Linked DNA regions of Homo sapiens: regions 2, 3 and 4 are each linked to region 1. Evidence: chromatin contacts called from ENCODE Hi-C or POLR2A ChIA-PET data. All regions are on one chromosome and are shown on one strand. The core of a region is the stretch at or near the end of the contact, and the rest is flanking DNA. Distances in the headings are between cores, read along the strand shown. Region 1 holds the start of CNOT8 (CCR4-NOT transcription complex subunit 8). Region 2 overlaps CYFIP2 (cytoplasmic FMR1 interacting protein 2). Region 3 holds the start of HAVCR2 (hepatitis A virus cellular receptor 2). Region 4 overlaps TIMD4 (T cell immunoglobulin and mucin domain containing 4).

Region 1 (2,690 bases), core at 72-2,571:
GGGGGAAATGTTTAAAAGTGCAAAGTGAATAGTAGAAGCCCCTCTCCTCGTCACTAGGGGTACATTTGCCGTTTTCTTATCAACAGCCTCTCAAGTACAAGCATCTGGGACAAGAACTAGAACCGTGCTTGGGGCAGCCCCCACGTCCTCTCGGGAACAGGGGTGGAGCGCTGGCGGGAGTGGCTGAGGGCGGCCCGCCGCCGACACTGTGTGCAGGAAGCGGGCGCTTTGTCTGCTCTCCCACCGCGGAGAACACGAGGCGGAGGCGCGCCCCAGCTGGCCACACGCTGCCCAGGGCCGGCGTCGGTCAAGAGCCCTCTCTTCAAGCAGGATTAAGAGGGAACCAAGGGGCTGGCAGAGGGGCCTCAGAAGCTCCTGGGCGAGGCCTGAGCCCGTGGGTCTCGACACTAAAATCTGGCGAGCTCCCTGCGCGTCCGCAAAGATTTTGGAGCTCTGAAGAGCCCGGCGACGCCTGCGCTGGCCAGGCGCCGTGCCCACGGGAGGCGCCGTCCTCTTTGTAACTCGAGCAGACCCTGGCGGGCCAGTTGCTATGGCAATGTTCCTCGCTCTGCTCGGTGAGGCCGGGAGGTAGGCGGGCCTTGGCGGACGTCACCCACATTCGGCTTTGGGGAGCCGCCCCACCCCCAACTAATTGTTTGCCAGAAAGGAACCGTAGGATAGATGCTTTGTGAGACATCTACGGGGCCATGTTAGAACAGAAAGTCGCGACAGCCTCTTTCTCCGTCAGCCTCTTCACAAATCCCTTCGTGCCAACGATTTTAACGGTCCTTCAAAGCCAGGAGGAGGGGGCGTGGTAATTCGAGGGGTTTGTTCGAAGGGCCACGCCCTTTCCTCGGCCTTTGGATTTTTCCAGGCCGCGCCCACGGCGGGGGGGTGGGGGGGGGCGCTAGTTCTAGACCACGCCCCTTCCTTGTTCGCTCGGAAAGAGGACCAAAATGGAGGAGTAAGAATCATGATTAAATTGAGCGAGCGCAACTAATCACGCGAAGAGGGCCGCAGGCGGGCCGTCTTCCGCAAGCGTGCTTCCAGGCCTCCACTCCCCACCTATTCGGCGGCACCCTGTTACTTCTGCTCCTGCGCGCTGCTTCCCGCGACCTCACAGGCAGAGCGAACACGCACGGAGTCGCAGGGGCGCGCAAAGGGGGAGGAGCGGGCGTGACCAGGCGCGCGCGCGCGTCTGGAGTGACTCTAGAGAGCAGGCGAGTCGGGCGGATCGGGTGGGTAGAGTGGTGCCGTCCGGTTGTTTGGTGGGAGGCACGTAAGACCGCTCTGGGCACGGGGGCGCTCACCTCACTGGCTCGTTCGGTTCTAGGAGCAGATCCGGGGTAGAGGGAAAAGAGCTCCGGGCCAGGGGCTGCCGTCGCCGCCGTCGGGGAGTCAGCCCGCCAGCCCGCCAGCTCGTCAGCCCGCCAGCCAGCGCTTCGCGGGCCCTGTCGGTCCCGGTAAGCGGGCCTGCGCTTACCGGAAAGAGGAGCGTAAGATGAAAGAGTGTGAGAGACCATTGGGGGTCTGTAGGGGGAAGGGGAGTGGGGGCGTGTGTAAGGGGCAGGGTGTGTGAGGAGGAGAGGAACCCCAGCAAAGAGTAGTAATAATAATGGCCACCGTCACACGATAATATTCGAGTAATATGTGCGGGGACTTTACAAAGCATCTCATATGCTTCATTTTAACTTCTACTCCAATCCTCCGAGGTGCGTACTGTTATCAAACCCATTTTACAAGATAGGAAAACCGAGGCACGAAATAGATTAAGTGGCTTATGCAAGGACACACGACTACTACGTGGCCTGGCCTGGCTTCGAACTTAGTTATCTTAGTCCTAAGGCCCGTAATTTTAACTTTGCTTTACCAAACAAAAACAGAAGAAGAATGGCGTGTCAGAAGGAGGAGGACTGAGTGTGATTTGAAGTGGAAGGATGATGATAAACGAGAAGAGAATGATGATGGGAGACGGAGTAGTGGGGAGGAGGACCTGAATTTGGAATCTTGCGGGCCTCCCCCTTCTAAATCGCCGCCTCTTCCTTAGTTCTTGCGGCCCCATAACTTTTTCTTGGTGTTCTATGGCTTTATGAATGGAGGAGCCAACTCACAGACCTGGGCCATTCGGGTGGTTTTAAGAAGTTTGAACTGCGGTTCAATCCAGGGCAGTGCCTTGAGACACTGTTTGGAGGTAAGGGAGGGTCAGAGGATCCTCTTAAACGCTGCTGCTATTTATTTCTTCAAACGTGCCACTTCCTTTTCTATCATATCTATGCACGGCAAAGCCTTTGTTCAGTCCTCTAGAATAAGGAAGTGATGTTTATTGTTTCCTTGTACACTTGGGCTTAAACGAACAAAATCAGACTCAACGTTTCTTTTCCCGAGCAAGGCCTTGATTGCTTGCAGAGAAAACTTTCCTGTGGCTTTATCATTAGTTGCCCTTCAGAGCTTTCCTGTGTAAATAAGAAGCTATGTTTTGGAGAAGTTTACACCGTAGATGAACGGGAGCGATCTGAACATACTGCACTGCAGGTCAACACAGAGCAGGGACTTCAGTAATTCATAGGTGTGAGTGTGTTTGTGAAAACCTTTCCTTCTTGCACAGTTTTCTGTGTAGCTCATGTGGGAGTCAAGTTTTTAAGTCAGCCCGTGAGGCAAACATTGTATGTAATAAAAATTAACCCTTAAAA
Region 2 (2,690 bases), core at 93-2,592, 2.5 Mb after region 1:
GAAGGAAGGCGCTTTTAAATGTGACTATCAACTTCATAAACAAATTTGTGGCCACATGTGGTGGCTCATGCCTGTAATCCTAGCACTTTGGGAGGCCAAGGTGGGTGGATCACCTGAGGTCAGAAGTTCGAGACCAACCTGGCCAACATGGTGAAACCCCGTCTCTACTAAAAATACAAAAATTAGCCAGGCATGGTGGTGGGTGCCTGTAATCCCAGCTACTTGGGAGGCTGAAGGATGAGAATCACTTGAACCCGGGAGGCGGAGGTTGCAGTGAGCCGAGATCACACCACTGCACTCCAGCCTAGGTGACAGAGCAAGACTCTGTCTCAAAAAAAAAAAAAATTGCAAATCAAAGAAAAATACAATGAAAATAACATCCATCTGAAGAGATGGATGGGGAGGCTGCCGAGTTAGCGGACGAATTTGAGCACTGATGGGTTCTGACAGTCTGTCTGTTGCATCCCTCCAGGCAGGCGGCCTCGAAACAGCTGAGGAGAGGGGCCGTGGGGAGATTGGGTCCTTTTTGAACTTTGACTTGTCTGTTCACTGACTGAGGACCCTGAGAGCAAGGGACCAAATCTCCCAAACTTAGCCACAGAATATTTTTCCCCTTCAAAGCGTCTTTCCCCAGAATGCACTCTGGGCAATCCTGCCTGACTGCTGTCTTTCAGTTGGCTCAGTTTCTGTCATAAAGCTGAACGGGCACCAGTGATGTTTCCTGCTTCCTCTCCACCAGGTGAACCTGTGTTTTGATCAGTTTGTCTACAAGCTGGCAGACCAGATCTTTGCTTACTACAAAGCCATGGCTGGCAGGTAGGAAAGCCCCAGAGCTGTGAGTAGCAATCTCTTAAGACTGCCACCTAGAAGACATGATTTTCTGTTGTGAAACCTCCCTTCTTCTTTAGCACCTTAGGAAAACAGAGCCATTCCACGGACCCGGACTGGGTGCTGAGATAGAGTGGAAAGGAAACTAGGCAGATAAAGGGCTAACCTCACACAGCCTGCAGTCCAGCAGGAAAGACAGACATCGACTAAAAGCCGATGAATGCACAGTGACAAGGAGGTTACATGCTGTCTGTGAGGGAAAAGCTCATGGGAATGTACGATGGTTAAACCTTTGGGGGCGGGGAACTAGAAAGGCCATCTTGCGGAAGTGGCATCTGAGTTCTTATCTGAAGTTGGTAGGAGTGAAGGAAGTAAAACGAGGTGAAGGATGGGGCAGGACGTTGCAGGCAAAAGGAACTGCTTGTGCAAGGACCCTGCGGTGGGAGTATGATGATAACAGCATGCCAACTTCACAGGGCTGTGGGAGGATTCCTGTGGATTAATACATGTCAGTGTCTCTTCACCACCACTAGAGGGGGCAAGCTGCATGCTAAGGCTGGGGAGTGGGCAGGGCCAGAGCACACCAGCTTTGTAGCTGTTTCTCCCGGGAGTGGAATGCCTCCGAATGGTTTCAAAAGTACAACCGTGACCCGATTCGATTTTTATTTACTTTTGAAAGTTTACTCTCTTAAAAATATAAATGTATGGAGAATGAATTGGAGAGGAATGGGTGTGTGCAAACCAGACAGGAGGCCAGTGAAGAAGTCTGGATCAGAGATGTATCAAGCTTTAGAGGCTCCTTGGTATTGCCAGTATATGTTGATTCAGACCCTCGTGAGTTCTTGGGTTTCAAGGACCTGTAACAGCATTGATCGAGGAAAACCTCAAATTTTATATATAGGTATTTCCTTTCTTATTGGAAATCCAAACATACCAACCAGTAATTTCAAGGATAGTTCCTTACTTTAATAATTTTTCTATGAAAAGGATTTGCTTCATTTTGCTTTTAACAGCCAAAGTAGCCCTGATATATTTCAAAGAGGAGTTGATGTGCAGCACACACAAGTGTCTGTTAACACAGGATGTGCATTAAATAACGCGACTCTTAAATGCTGTAAAGTATTGAAAGCATGCACGTAGGATTTCAAGGAAAGCAGAGAACACAGCCTTTCACAAAGTAGTCAATAGGCATCTGTGGATTGAATGGGATGTGGTTCTAACAGTGAGTTGAGTTTCTGGCTTCTGTAAGACAATTCTGATTCCAAATACACTGTTCCATCATCTATATAAACAGACTCAGGCGTGTCGAACCCTGGGTCTTCCTTCTTCAGACATATGGGCTTTTATCTACACCCTTCCCTGTAAGATCAGTGATTTTTTAAAGTGTGGGAAGTTGAGGAGGTTGAGAGATTCAGGGAAAGCCCAGGAAGAAAACCATGAGCTAGGTCAGTCCTGTTCATTCAAAATGCCATGTGGCCACAAATATGAGCCAGAGATGTTATTTTAAATTTTTTAGCAGACATATTTTAAAAAGGAAAAAGAAGCAGATGAAATTAATTTTAATAATATATTTTATTTAACCCCACATATCCAAAACATTATAATTTTGACATACACTCAATATAGACATTATTAGAGATTTTTCATTCTTTTCTTCTAAGTCCTCAAAATCCTGTTTACAGCCCATCTCAATTTGGACCAGCCACATCTCAAGTGTTCAGTAGGCACATGTGGCTGGTGGCTACTACTTTGGACAGTGTAAATATAGATGGTGTCTCTTTCTTGCGTAAAACCTTTTGGTGCCTTTTAGTTATGTCTAGAATACACCTAGCCACTTTACTATGGCCTGTGTGGCCCTACCT
Region 3 (2,690 bases), core at 132-2,631, 2.3 Mb after region 1:
AGGATGAAAGGCTGCATACCTCCCCCATATTTTGCCCACAAGGAAATTCCTGGTCAGCTGTGCAATGCAGATTGATAGCTCATCTTTACCGGTGCGGTCACCCTGGCCAGACACAAATGCGTTATCTGATTGTTTCCCTACCCCATTTTGTCTGTGTTATCTAATGTAAAATGCAGATTCCCCATATTTTTCCTCTGCCCCCCCCCCTTTTTTATGTGAAAACTGAGTGCTTCTCAATATCCCACCTTGTCCCCTTTAAATCTGGAGCCCTCAAAATCATCTTCTGAGAAAGTCATAGACCTGTCTCTCAGGTGCCTCCTTAACTTTGGCAAACAAATCTCCTAAAATGATTGAGACTTGTCTCCTCATTTTCCTCAAATGACAAAGTTAATTCCATTAAAAAAAAACTATATATATTTTATATATGATAAAACATTCATTATATATTTTCTTTTGATTTTTTATGTCCCCTTTGTTTTCATATGACTCAACTACAGTAAAAACATTCAAACACTATCAAAGGTGTATGAAAAAGTGGCCGGGCACACGGTGGGTCACGCCTGTAATCCCAGCACTTTGGGAGGCTGAGATGGGCAGATTACTTGAGGCCATGAGTTTGAGACCAGCCTGACCAACATGGTAAAACCCTGTCTCTACTAAAAATTAAAAACATTAGCTGGGTGTGGTGGTGCACGCCTGTGATCCCAGCTACTCCGGTGCCTAAGGCAGGAGAATCACTTGAACCTGGGAGGCGGAGATTGCAGTGAGCCAAAATGGTGCCACCACTGCACTCCAGCCTGGGCAATAGAGTGAGACTCCATCTCAATTGAAAAAAAGAAAAAGAAAGAAAAGAAAAAGAAAAAAAGGAAAGAAAAGAAAAGAAAAATATGCCTTACTCTCCCAACTCTTTACCATTCCCTGGTTCCTTTTCCTAGAGCTTATACATTAAGAAATGTCCACATATTCCTGCTCCCCGACAATGCACACACACAAATAGAAGCCTAATATATGCATTATTCTGCAACTTTTTTTCTTTAATAACATTATAATTTTGAGACATTCTATACCAGTATGTTTTGTCAGACTCACTGTTTGTATCATGATTATATCACATTTATTTACCCACTCCCTCATCGACGGACATTTAGGTTGCTTCCAAGCTTTTGCTATTACAAACAACATTACAATGGCCATCCTTGTATCTCTCCCTTGTCCTCTGTACAGCACCATTATGTCATTGTAAATATCCATGCCGAGACTTACTTGTAAGTAGTAGCAGCAGCAGCAGCAGGACACAGTCAAAGGGAAGATGTGAAAACATGGAGCTTGCAGAAGAAAAGTCAGAGGACACCTCTGTTAGGCACAGTTTTAACTCTCCAAATGGACTGGGTACTTCTTCCAACTGTCTACTCCACAATCACATGAGCAGTAGCCGCCCCCACTGAGTGCTAGCTCAGCACACCCGGGTGTCTGATTGCCAGTGATTCTTATAGTAACACTGCCAGGTCTACAGTCACATTAAAGGAAACCAAAGTTCTCTGTCATGCCACACTACACACATCCTGTAAGTGTTCTGATGTCTGTCCTGTGATATCAACAAAGAGGAAGCAATACTTCAGTGGAAGAAAACGCTACTCAGTCATGGCACATAAAGAGAACCCTCTAATAATGTCTCAGATGAGATACACCTGAAATGGAGCATGTCCGAGTCCATCTGACTAGCGGGGAACACAAAGTACAGATGCATCATCCATGGATTCATTCACTCAAATCAGTCCCTTCATCAGGCCTGTGACCAAAGTTTATGAAGCCCCTACTTTGCACCAGGCACTGGACTAGGAAGTGGAACACAACAGTGAATGGCATGTTCCTTATCCTCACATTTACAGACCATAGCAACTCCCAGCATAAGCCTCACTCTCATCCTTCTTCTAACACAGATTAGGTTGTATCCTATAACCTTGCTGAGTCTCAGTTTCCTCATTTATATAATTTATAAAATGAGAAAATTGTATTAGATAATACATGCATGGCTCTCTGTTCTAATATTCTGACTTTGACCTTCAAACTTCCAACTCTTCAATTTAGAAAAAACATGTTCCTTTTGGCAACAGTTCCTTTCCTCTACTCTGAGTAGAATTAAGGGGATCTTGGTATCCTGTTTCATCTCATGCATACAAGGTGCCCCCTCTCCCCTACCCCAAGAGGCTTTGGCCATGAATGATCAGAAAGTGTTGAGTTCCAGCCACACTCCCATAACTGAGGTAACAGCTTAGACTCACGTAGCCTCAGCTCTGGGAGTGTGACCTTTATCTGGACACCTTAAAAGCAAAAGCTTTTTTTTATAAAAGGGAAGTGAGCTCACAGGCTGAGTGGTTTCTGAAAAGCCAGTGGCCTTCCTCTATGTCTTGCCTTCCTGAGTTTCTTTGTCATTCACATTTATGCCATTAAATGCATTGGGTATAAATACCAAATTTGTTCAATATAAACAAATGGCATTTAATATAAATATGCAACTTGTTCAATGTGTGTACTTCCCATAGCATTGCAGAGTGGCAGTTACTCAAGAGATCATAATCAATTTCTCATTTTATTTTATTTTATTTTTATTTATTTATTTATTTTTTTGAGATGGAGTTTCGCTCTTTTTGTCCAGGCTGGAGTGCAATGGCATGATCTCGGCTCACTGC
Region 4 (2,690 bases), core at 65-2,564, 2.1 Mb after region 1:
GATCACTTAGCGGTGATTCTACAGAGATGATTAGAGCATGGACAGAGAAGTTGTGGTCTCTAAAGTACCCTTCATTCATGAAACTAAAGCAAGCCTGGATCAATGACATCCATGGAATAAGTGAGTCTTTTTTATGAAACAAGGAAATCTACTAAGACTTATTTTGACACTGGAGTGTCATGCCCCCATCCTCAATCTAACATGCTACTGCGTTGTTAGAGGGTAAAAAGGCCGTCTTCGTCTTCCCTTCCATGCTGCACGTCATTGAGGACATTTTTACTATCTCCAATGTAGTCTAGCCTGTAAACAGAAAAGAGGGGCTCATAATGGGAAACACAAGACTAGAAAACAAAACAAAACAGATGCTGCTAAGTTACAGTGCAATTACCCTTAAAGTTCAAAGGGCTCACAGTTCATTTAGTCTAAGCTCCACATTTTACAGATGGGAAAACTGAGGCTGCAGGGGAAAAAGAGTTTCTGCCAATCCATTATAATGAGATAAAAAAGATTCTTAGCAAAATATAAAATCATGATTTCAATACGTTTATTTACCAAAAGGTCTCTAAGTGTGACCTTGAAAGGTCACCTCGCTGGGTGTCAATTTTCCTTCTTGCTAATACATATTGTGGTATTAATGCAACTAATTAGTGAATGCAATTAATTAGGCAAGGACTTCATTAATAATTTATGCCTTTTTTAAAAATTTCTTTTCCAAAAGCTATAGAATAGGGCAAATAGCTAAAATCCCTTACTAGAGAATCTTCAAATACTATTTTTAAAAAGGCCCCAAAACAAGCTGCTTCCATGGTCTAACTGGGCAGAGGAACCAACTCCCAGGAATAATATTCTACATGCTTTTTTCATTTTCCATATTGCCAACGCTCCTCAATAAACTCCAGTTTAACAATGGCCTCTTAAACTAACTTACCCATAGGTGAACAAAAAATTTCAGAGTAAAGTGCCATATCACCTTCTTTCTTTTGCGTGCTATACTTCTATTAATCCCACCTGCCTTGGTACTGGCATTTTGCTCAGAGTGTTAACCAAGACACAGGTTAATGTGAGCTAAATCTGCACAACTTTTTCACTTCTAATGTCACATCTTTCCAACTCTATGTGTAATCGTAACACAAGCTCAAGTCATTAAACCACTGAGTAGTAGCTAATCATTTGTAACAGCTTGTACAATCATTACAACACCCATTCATGCAAGATAGATTACCTTGTGTGTTTCTGCGAACAATAGGTTTCCATGAGTTTCCCTGAAAAGACAAGGCCACAGTGTGAGCAGAGTGGCTGCGGTGCATAGAACATGCAAAATGCTGGGGGAATTCCAGTGCTGCCCCGCAAAGAGCAGATATGGGCCAAAGGTGAGAACCAGTGGCTGGCTTTGGCAGAAAAAGCCATTCCCTTTCCCAGGTCAAACACTTGCTATTTTAACCACAGTTAGTGCTCATCAATTACCAAGTTGTTCCAACATTCTGGGCAATGGTGTTAAGCTATTTCATTCTGAGTCATCTGCCTATCCAGAATTCAAGCACTCACTTGGGTTTCAAAACACTTCTTTACGAGACATACTCAGAATTTTCCAAAACTGTAATCATGCCTTTGTATGAAGGCTAACAGCAGGATTCCAGTAAATTTTAAATTTGCTTTTGCACCTGGGGCAGGTGTTGAAATATACAAGTTTCATTATTATTCAAATCAGCTGAGATGGTTACTAGTCTCATCTCCTGACATACTGCCCTGAAACAGCTTTTGTTAATGAGTACAGAACAATTTATCCCCATTTTACAACAGTACCAGGTGCCACGTGCCTATAATTTGCCTGAAAACCATAAGCTGTTTCATGGCTGTTTTTGTAGCATTTTAAAACTTTTGGGGGCGGGGGGCAGGGGTGGGATGGAGGTGCAAGGTCATGGAGCAGCTTGCTAACTTAATGAAAACTACAGACCTTGTCCCCTGAAAAATGCAGGCATGAACACATAAACACTTTTGCATGTGATTTCAAAGGATTCACATTACCCTTGAAGTCCATCTGTGGCCTCCAGGTTAAGAAAGCTTGCTTTTAGGGAACATATAAGAAAACCAGGATCACGCCAGGCATGGTGGCTCATGCCTGTAATCCCAGAGCTTTGGGAGGCTAAAGTGGGTGGATCACCTGAGGTCAGGAGTTTGAGTCCAACCTAGCCCACATGGTGAAACCCCCTCCTACTAAACATACAAAAATTAGTCCCGTGTGATGGCGTGAACCTGTAGTCTCAGCTACTCAGGAGGCTGAGGCAGGAGAATCACTTGAACCCAGGAGGCGGAGGTGCAGTAAGCTGAGATCACGCCACTGCACTCCAGCCTGGACAACAGAATGAGACTCTCTCAAAAAAAAAAAAAAAAAAAAAAAAAAAAAAGAAGAAGAAAACCAGGATTGTTCATGGTCTTCGTCCTGCAACAATCCTAGCCAAAAGAAGAGACAAGCTAGGGTTTTCCCAACCAAAGAACAGAGAAAGTGAACAAAGTAGGAAATAGTACTTTCCTCTTAAGGCAGTAATAGGGATAAAATGAATTAGGCACATCAAGAGTATACCATCAGGACTGGCACAGAAATGTCCAATAAATGAAGGTGCTCTTCTGCTTTTTTTCCTTTTCCAAAACGTAAACTCTACCAGGAGGTTAATACACAGAGTCATTAGCAG

Evidence for each region. A loop is a pair of places that touch in the nucleus more often than their neighbours do. ChIA-PET counts read pairs that join two places held with the same protein, here RNA polymerase II (POLR2A). Pooled maps may share reads with other maps.
Region 2: a loop to region 1 is called in a pooled map, with 3 times the contacts of the local background. The contact joins the enhancer-like site here to the promoter of CNOT8 in region 1. A Hi-C loop is called at or near these places in 3 of 50 pooled maps.
Region 3: a pooled map shows a loop between it and region 1 (9-fold over the local background). The contact joins the promoter of HAVCR2 here to the promoter of CNOT8 in region 1. A Hi-C loop is called at or near these places in 5 of 50 pooled maps.
Region 4: a loop to region 1 is called in a map with no recorded cell type, with 5 times the contacts of the local background. The contact joins the enhancer-like site here to the promoter of CNOT8 in region 1. A Hi-C loop is called at or near these places in 1 of 37 single-sample maps with no recorded cell type and 5 of 50 pooled maps. POLR2A ChIA-PET finds 5 or more read pairs at or near these places in 2 of 52 experiments (MCF 10A and activated T-cell).

The regions. Positions count from the first base shown.
Region 1 is chr5:154,857,306-154,859,995 of GRCh38, forward strand. It overlaps CNOT8 (CCR4-NOT transcription complex subunit 8), which reads left to right and starts at 1,322. Exons shown (of 7, transcript NM_001301073.2): 1 at 1,322-1,463. RefSeq lists enhancers at 116-617, 618-1,121, 997-1,166, 1,122-1,624, 2,128-2,630 and silencers at 1,367-1,466, 1,527-1,586.
Region 2 is chr5:157,327,234-157,329,923 of GRCh38, forward strand. CYFIP2 (cytoplasmic FMR1 interacting protein 2) reads left to right here. Exons shown (of 31, transcript NM_001037333.3): 19 at 740-816. Among named protein-coding and RNA genes, the nearest start is that of FNDC9, 17 kb to the right of the region's middle. Within about 2 kb of position 1,343, at least 6 of the 41 ENCODE cell types and tissues checked have a DNase peak (open chromatin) inside an H3K27ac peak, as active enhancers do.
Region 3 is chr5:157,107,663-157,110,352 of GRCh38, forward strand. It overlaps HAVCR2 (hepatitis A virus cellular receptor 2), which reads right to left and starts at 1,382. Exons shown (of 7, transcript NM_032782.5): 1 at 1,264-1,382. The coding sequence starts at 1,321. RefSeq lists an enhancer at 1,169-1,318.
Region 4 is chr5:156,919,242-156,921,931 of GRCh38, forward strand. It overlaps TIMD4 (T cell immunoglobulin and mucin domain containing 4), which reads right to left. Exons shown (of 9, transcript NM_138379.3): 8 at 1,223-1,262; 9 at 51-300. The coding sequence ends at 216. Among named protein-coding and RNA genes, the nearest start is that of TIMD4, 43 kb to the right of the region's middle. RefSeq lists an enhancer at 1,553-1,662. Within about 2 kb of position 1,315, at least 4 of the 41 ENCODE cell types and tissues checked have a DNase peak (open chromatin) inside an H3K27ac peak, as active enhancers do.